Regions from separate parts of the Homo sapiens genome. Here region 1 is linked to region 2. Evidence: read pairs that join two places in POLR2A ChIA-PET (ENCODE). Cell type or tissue: CD4-positive, alpha-beta T cell. All regions are shown on one strand.

What was found. Peaks named below come from ENCODE experiments on the same cell type or tissue, not always from the same donor. Only the 100,000 strongest peaks of a DNase experiment are listed, where the experiment ranks them.
Region 1: POLR2A ChIA-PET joins it to region 2 with 8 read pairs; 5 of 35 experiments call an interaction of 5 or more read pairs at or near these places.

Annotation. Positions count from the first base shown.
Region 1 is chr5:113,020,486-113,024,485 of GRCh38, reverse strand. It overlaps DCP2 (decapping mRNA 2), which reads right to left. Exons shown (of 11, transcript NM_152624.6): 11 at 2,291-4,000. MCC (MCC regulator of Wnt signaling pathway) reads left to right here. Exons shown (of 19, transcript NM_001085377.2): 19 at 1-2,380. Among named protein-coding and RNA genes, the nearest start is that of DCP2, 46 kb to the right of the region's middle. In CD4-positive, alpha-beta T cell, no CTCF peak of the experiment used is centred here; DNase peaks (open chromatin) are centred at 1,655 and 3,845; H3K27ac peaks cover 4,000 bases.
Region 2 is chr5:113,071,611-113,075,610 of GRCh38, reverse strand. The region is part of intron 11 of MCC (MCC regulator of Wnt signaling pathway); the gene reads left to right. Among named protein-coding and RNA genes, the nearest start is that of DCP2, 97 kb to the right of the region's middle. RefSeq lists an enhancer at 1,770-2,271. In CD4-positive, alpha-beta T cell, CTCF peaks have their summits at 1,395 and 1,676; a DNase peak (open chromatin) is centred at 1,750.

The DNA.
Region 1 (4,000 bases), 51 kb after region 2:
CCCATTTCACAGTTCCCTTGGAATATATTTCCCATTGTTGGACTGAGGCAAACAAAACCAACTGTGCAAATCACAAGCAAAAGAGACTTCTGTCCGTAGTTGCGAGTGCCATCAGTGTGAGCTTACCAGCTACAAAAATCTGTCATGGACTGGGGAACAGTATGATTCCTTATTGAAACTTTCATCCTCATCGGCTGGCTTGTCAGCGTTCTGAAGTTAATATCCATGCTGCCTGAAACAAATGTTATGTTTAACTAGCACTTAACTTTTAAAATTGCTTAATTCTCCTTTCAGATGCATGCACTAAGTCTTCTCTGAGCCTGCAGCAATATTTTAGAGGGACCTCTTCTAAGTCAGAGCCTTGACATTCTACTCCAAAAGGAAGTCCAAATTAGAGCCCATAGGCTTTTTCTTAAAAGCTGTTAAGGAGTAGTAAAGAAAGTTACCACTCTAAGGAAAACATGAAACTATCTGAAAGTCTTCTGGTTCCTAACTGGATACAGATTAGATTATTTTAAATGAGAAAAAAGTGCACCGTAGTTACCCGATCAAGATTGGACTGCCTGTGTCCCTGGCATGAATTAAAGAACCTCCATAGTTGCTTGTTCCCTTCTGAAGGTGTTTCCTATGGCCCACGAGAATTATAAAGCAATCACTTTTTAAGTCTATCAGTCAACCTTAATAGCTCTCAAGAGTTTCGATTATCAAGCTTTAAAGTGATAACATATCAAGATGACTATTAAAAAATAAACATCTCTGAAAGTGTCCTTTCCTCCATAAGGCTTTAAACAATTTGCAAATTCTTAATTGGGAGTATGTCCCAATCATTCTATTAAACTATTTACAGCTCTACCTACTTCTAGATTCAGCAAACAGAGCTACTAGTTAGAGTATTTTGAGAGCCAAAATAGTAAGAGACTTCTGTAATGGTTGAGATTTCTGCACTGACCTTAATTAGGGTACCGCCATAGGGCTACCAAAGTTTTTAGTGAGGGCTGGGGAGGTGGAGCATAAGTAACATTTTTTTTCTGCAGAAGGTGATGGCTTTGTAGAACACTATAAAATTTTTCAGGAAAACATACAGCAAATTTTCTTATCCAGTGGGAACAGCCTATTTGACAAGGAATGATATACAAGTTTGATTCACCTTTGAGCACTCTTATAGAGTTTACAGAAGAGGCGTAACTGGTTACAAAACAAAAGTTACGCCTTCACTATCCAGTTCTTAAAGTTTATCCACATCCTACAAATCTTATGTTCATGTAGGTCAGGTTAAAGTAAGCTCCAAACTTGTGGCCTTCAGAAGCATCTCCTGTTTAACACACCTGAAATTACTCTAACTTAATACATTTGTATTCTCTAAGAAATAATGCTGACTGCTGTCACCACAGCATCACTGATCTCTCAGTGGCTGTTAAAATATAAACAAGTGGAAAAAAAGTATACAAGTTGATAGCAGCTGTTCATGTATTCTTGTTTTGCTAATACCTGTGTAGAGAAAGACAGTTTCACATGCAGATCACCATACATTTTTGCTTAAAGGTTACACTGGGTAAACTGTTTGTTTATCACATTACATCTGGGTGAGATTTTGCATGTGACCAAGAGGAAGAAATCATTCAGTCCCGGAAATAGCAACTGCTATGTAAAACCACATCCTTGACTAGTACTTCATCTTTCCACAGTCATCCATCTGCTAATCAGGTGAAATATCAGCTCAGCAGAACAAAGCAAGTTATACACAAATTTCCCCCACATTCACACTGATGCCGTACTTAGTAATTCTGGTTCTACCATTCCCTTTTGCACTTTTTGCAAGTCAAATTCATGTGGAAAAATGTTCTGTTTGTAGAACTCATAGTATTCACTTATAGTGCTCATGTCAGGAATGGCAAGTGAGTAAGAGCCCCTGATAATCTGCTTTTGTTAGAACGTAATGCAAAGATAATAAAACATGTCCACTTCTTTTCTAGTTCTAATCAGTTTTTAGACATCAAGATTTATTTACTTTGCATGAGATTTGTTTCCTATTATTTGAATATGTGCTATACACTTGAATTAGAAAAACCTGCTTGAATGTATTGTCAGTTATTAAAGCACATGTGACTAAGTTTGCATTTGTCAGTATTGTTCTACTGTTTGTACTGAAAGTCTCATTTTAAAATTGCTACTTAACACTGTACTATACCTTGTAATTTTTTAGATTCTCCACTTGTATTCTTTAAATGTTTCCAGATGCCTTTAGTTTTAGCTGCTGTAAAATAGCTACTTTGCGTTATTTGATATAGAATTGTTTTTTAAAAACTCCATTTATTTATACAGAGACATTTATAATATTTTACAAACATTCTTATATTCTGAATAAATATTTCTAATTCCACAGTGTACCTTAACTGTGTTATTTAAAGGGTAAGGCTATCCTTCTGTAGAACTGTGATATACATGCAGGCAAATATCAAATCCATGATGCTTACATGAAATCAAGAGCCCTAGTCAAAGCAGGGGTCTAGAAGTAAGACTATTATTAGATCAAAATGGCCAAAGAACCCTCATTTATAGCCCATTTTTAGTTGGCTTTTTAAAATTTGGCATAAATAGGAAGTTATCTATTGAAGAGAGTCTTTTCCCCTCTTAAAGAAAGATCATTAAAATGGAATGTAATCAAGGACTGGAAATGCAAGGAAGTCATATAGGACAACAAGATGGCAAGCAGCTTTGCAACACATCTGTTAGAGAAAGATTACAATGTTCTCAAGTTTTCACTATGGAAGCAAAGTAACTTTGACAGTAAGTATAACACCTTAGTCACTCTCCTTTTGAGAATTTAAAATAAAAGTTACTATCATATAGCTGAGGTCTCTAATGGAAAAGAATGTATTTCTTTCCCCCTTGAGATCCAAAGTTAAGTATTCCTATTGCAAAACCTGATTCTAGCACAAACTTAAGAATTGCTGGATTTTAAATATCTAATGAATTCACATCTCAAGCCCTACACTATAATCTTGCTTTAAAGCAACAAACTTAATTGTTTGAGGTATTTTCATTTTTGCAGAGACTCTCGACAATATTTCTTCCTGGGGGTTTTTTTTTTTTTTTTTTGGTTGTTTTTTGTTTTTTCCAGACAGAGTCTTGCTCTGTTCACCCAGGCTGGAGTGCAGTGGTGTGATCTCAGCTCACTGCGACCTCTGCCTCCCGGGGTCAAGAGATTCTCCTGCCTCAGCCTCCCAAGTAGCTGGGACTACAGACACGCACCACCACGCCCAGCTAATTTTTGAATTTTTAGTTTCACCATGTTGGTCAGGCTGGTCTCGAACTCCTGACCTCGTGATCCACCCAACTCAGCCTCCCAAAGTGCTGGGATTACAGGTATGAGCACCGCGCCCAGCTTCTTCCTGTTATATAAACATACTTTTATCATGTTCATCTCATACTTGCCATTTTTATTGGTCCAAAGAGCAACCACAATGAGCAACTCAGAACCTACGATGATAAATAACAGTAGCAGAAAACCAGGCTAAGGTGGTAACTAAAACCGCCCAAGCAGCCAATTTTATTGATAGTACATTACAAACAATCTAACACAATGATGTTTTTACAGAAAGCCAGTATCTGAACAACCTTCCATCGTTCAAATTGTATTTTGTAAGATTAAAAGGCTTTTAGTTTCTAACCTATTATTTACATCAAAAAGCTTTCAAAAAGTTAGAGCATAACTGTTAAGACATAGGATTTTGTTCATTTTCTCAGTGGAGAGTACAGAGTACAGCTGACATTCTAGTGGGTCTTTGGAAGTACAGTAATCCTGCAAACATTTAAACTCCAATTCACAAACATGAATCACCGGAAATCCTTTGATAGTCATACCCAACAATACAGGTAGTCTTTATCCTTTCGTTAACACTGAGGGAAAAAAACAGTTGCTGTTCAACTACAACAACATAAATCTAGAAACAGAATGAAACCTGTTCCAAATGTTTCTGTTCTTATAACAAGGTGAACA
Region 2 (4,000 bases):
AGGGTGCTGACTGGTGCATTTACAAACCTTGAGCTAGACACAGAGTGCTGATTGGTGCAATTACAATCCTCCAGCTAGACTTAAAAGTTCTCCAAGACCCCACCCGACTCAAGAGCCCAGCTGGCTTCACCTAGTGGATCCTGCGCTGGGACCGCTGGCGGAGCTGCCCGCCAGTCCCGTGCCATGCACCCACACTCCTCAGCCCTTGGGCGGTCGATGGGACTGGGCACCTCAGAGCAGGGGGCGGCACCCATCGGGGAGGCTTGGGATGCACGGGAACCCACAGGGGGTGAGGGGGGCTCGGGCATGGTAGGCTGCAGGTCCCAAGCCCTGCTCCGCGGGGAGGCAGCTGAGGCCCAGTGAGAATTCGAGCGTGGCGCGAGCGGGCCGGAAGTGCTGTGGTACCCGGTGCACCCTCCACAGCTGCTGGCCCGGGTGCTAAGCCCCTCACTGCCCAGGGCCAGTGGCACCAGCCGGCTGCTCCAAGTGCGGGGCCTGGTGAGCCCATGCTGAGCTGGAACTCGTGCTGGCCCACGAGTGCCACGCACCTCTCCCTCCACACTTCCCATCAAGCAGAGGGAGCTGGCTCTGGCCTCAGCCACCCCAGAGAGGGGCCCCCACAGTGCAGTGGTGGGCTGAAGCGCTCCTTGAGCATGGCCAGAGCAGACACCGAGGCCGACGAGGTGCCAAGAGCAAGCAAGGGCTGCTAGCACTTTGTCACCTCTCAGTCCCTTATTTCTTGGAGGCTTTGTTCATTTCTTTTTACTCATTTTTCTCTAAACTTCTCTTCTCACTTCATTTCATTCATATGATCTTCAATCCCTGATACGCTTTCTTCCACTTGATCAAATCAGCTACTGAAGCTTTTGCATGCATCATGTAGTTCTTGTGCCGTGGTTTTCAGCTCCTTCAGGTCATTTAAGGACTTGTCTACACTGTTTATTCTAGTTAGCCATTTGTCTAATCTTTTTTCAAGGTTTTTAGCTTCTTTGCAATGGGCTCGAACATCCTCCTTTAGCTTGGAGAAGTTTGTTATTATCTATCGTCTGAAGCCTTCTTCTATCAACTCATCAAAGTCATTCTCTGTCCAGCTTTGTTCCATTGCTGGCGAGGAGCTGTCTTCCTTTGGAGGAGAAGAGGCACTCTGATTTTTAGAATTTTCAGCTTTTCTGCTCTGGTTTCTCCCCATCTTTGTGGTTTTATCTACCTTTGGTCATTGATGATGGTGATGTACAGATGGGGTTTTGGTGTGGATGTCCTTTCTGTTTGTTAGTTTTCCTTCTAATAGTCAGGACCCTCAGCTGCAGGTCTGTTGGAGTTTGCTGGAGGTCCACTCCAGACCCTGTTTGTGTGGGTATCACCAGCGGAGGCTGCAGAACAGCAAATACTGCAGAACGGCAGATGTTGCTGCCTGATCCTTCCTCTGGAAGCTTCGTATCAAAGGGGCACCCAGCTGTATGAGGTGTCAGTCGGCCCCTACTGGGAGGTGTCTCCCAGTTAGGCTACTCAGGGGTCAGGGACCCACTTGAGGAGGCAGTCTATCCATTCTCAGAGCTCAAACTGCATGGTGGGAGAACCACTGCTCTCTTCATAGCTGTCAGACAGGGACTTTTAAGTCTGCAGAAGTTGTCTGCTGCCTTTTGTTCAGCTATGCCCTGCCCCCAGCGGTGGAGTCTACAGAGGCAGGCAGGTCTCCTTGAACTGCGGTGGGCTCCACCCAGTTTGAGCTTCCCAGCCACTTTGTTTACCTACTCAACCCTCAGCAGTGGCGGACGCCCGTCCCCCAACCTCGCTGTGGCCTTGCAGTTTGATCTCAGACTGCTGTGCTAGCAGTGAGCGAAGCTCCGTGGGCGTGGGACCCCAGAGAAGGTTAATTTTTCGGTGGGTAGTCAGGGCAGGCATCTGAAGATGGGAGGCTTACATTGAGATGGATTTAAAAGAAAAAAAAAAAAAAGCAGCCATATGGCGAACTGATATTCTTATGGCCACTTAACAACCATGAGGCCTGAAAGAGGAATTGTCCAAAGGCCAGCGGAACTGAAATGGAGTAAGGGGAAGAAGCTACATGAGACGAGGTGGCAGAGCAGGGGCTGGCTCAGCTGTGGATTTTGATGCCACGGACAAATTTTACTCTTTATTCGAAGTGTAATTAGAAGTCATTAAAGGGTTTTCGAATGTGGAAAAACAAGATCTGATTGACATTATGGAAGCTTACCTGGGTGTGGAGAATGGGAAGGATGGGATAAGAGTGGAAGCAGCACAATCTTTGTGGTATGCCAGGGCAGCTCTGGCAGGATGGGGCCAGGGGCCTCACGCACGCCATGTGTGGTGCTGAAAGCAGTGGAAACTGCAGCTGGGTTGCACTTGAATAAGAGAAAGGAATGGTCTCAAAAAAGATCCTCAGGGGTCTAGTGCAGGGGTGTCCAATCTTTTGGCTTCCTGGGCCACACTGGAAGAAGAGCAATGTCTCGGGCCAAACATAAAATACACTAACACAAATGACAGCTGATGAACTGAAAAAAAAAAAAATTGCAAAAATATCTCGTAATGTTTCAAGAAAGTTTACAAATTTGTGTTGGGCCCCATGCAGCCCACAGGTTGGACAAGCTTGGTCTAGCATGTAGTGTTGGGTAGACGGTGGTGGCATTTACTGAGATGGAGAAGATAAGGGAGGATGAGGTTCAGGGGAAATCAAGAATCCCACTTTGGAATGTTAAACTAGAGGTGGCAATGTGACAGCAAAAGGAAATGTCAGGAAGGCAGCTGGATATGTGAGCCTGGCCCTCAGAAGAAAGCGCTGGGCTAGAGAAAGTTGTGAGCCAGCGGAGCATACCTGCCTAATAACATCATGGGACTGGATAGAAATCACCCCTAGGGTGGGAGTGTTGATAGCAGAGGGGACCCCGGGACAGCCCCAAGAGAATGGCAAGCCTTACTAATTTTATAGAGAATGAGCATCTAGCAAAGGAGACTGAGAGGAAATAGCCGCTAGGGCAGGAAGAAAACCAGCAGAGACCCACCATGGCTTAAGTGAGGGGAGCTCTTTAAGAAGGAAAGAGTAACAGATCAGTGGGGTGTTGTCTGAGAAGGGCCCTGAGATGGGCTTGGCTACATGGAGGTCTATGAGTTGGGTAAAGGCTTTATCTAATTAGCCGGGACAGACTGTAGACTGGAGCAAGTTGAAAAGTGAGAGAATGGTGACTCTTTTCAAGAAGTCTTAATGTGAACAGGGGCAGAAAAGCATTCTTGTGGCACCTTACCTTGAAGTGACCTTGGAATGGCCAGAGCCTGGCAGTGATCTTAGTTCTTCTACACTCACCAGATGTCTCCCATGTTGGCAAGTGTCTCCATATTCTGCTCTAAGGCTTGAGTCTAAGATTTTTCCTTGAAGCTAATGGCTTCCAAACCCCTTAACATTTCAAGTCACTTGCAGTTTGTTTGTGTGAAGCTTTCTCTTTAAGAGTTAGTGGTCAGAGTACTACAAATAGATGTGTCCATGGAAAATGACTTGTGGCATCAAGAGCATCTGTACCCTGAGATGGAAAACGGAGAAGCTGAAGGATCATATTATTCATTTGTTTGCTAACTTTGCCACAGACTCATTTGCCCTGAATCTACAGTTCTGAATCTTGTAAAACTTCAAGTTCCCAATGCTTATCCTACCACTAGTTAGAGCTGCTAGACTGTGTAACCCAAAAGCAGCTTTGGGTACAATCCATAGCTCCTCGTCCATTTCCCACTTAAAGGCCACCAGGGGAAGTTTCCTGTTCACTCACTGATTCTTCCTTTGGTTCTCTCTGTAGTTTGTGATTATGAGGATGGGATTTGGGGTCACACTTCCCGGTTCAAATCCCAGGGCAAGATACTTAATGTTTCTGGACCTCCATTTCCTCATCTGAAATGGGAGTAACAACACTTAATTCAAAAGGCTGCTAGGAGAATCACTAAAGCAAAGGCTTAACAAATAGCCATGACTGCTGTCTTGCTGCTTTTCATCCTT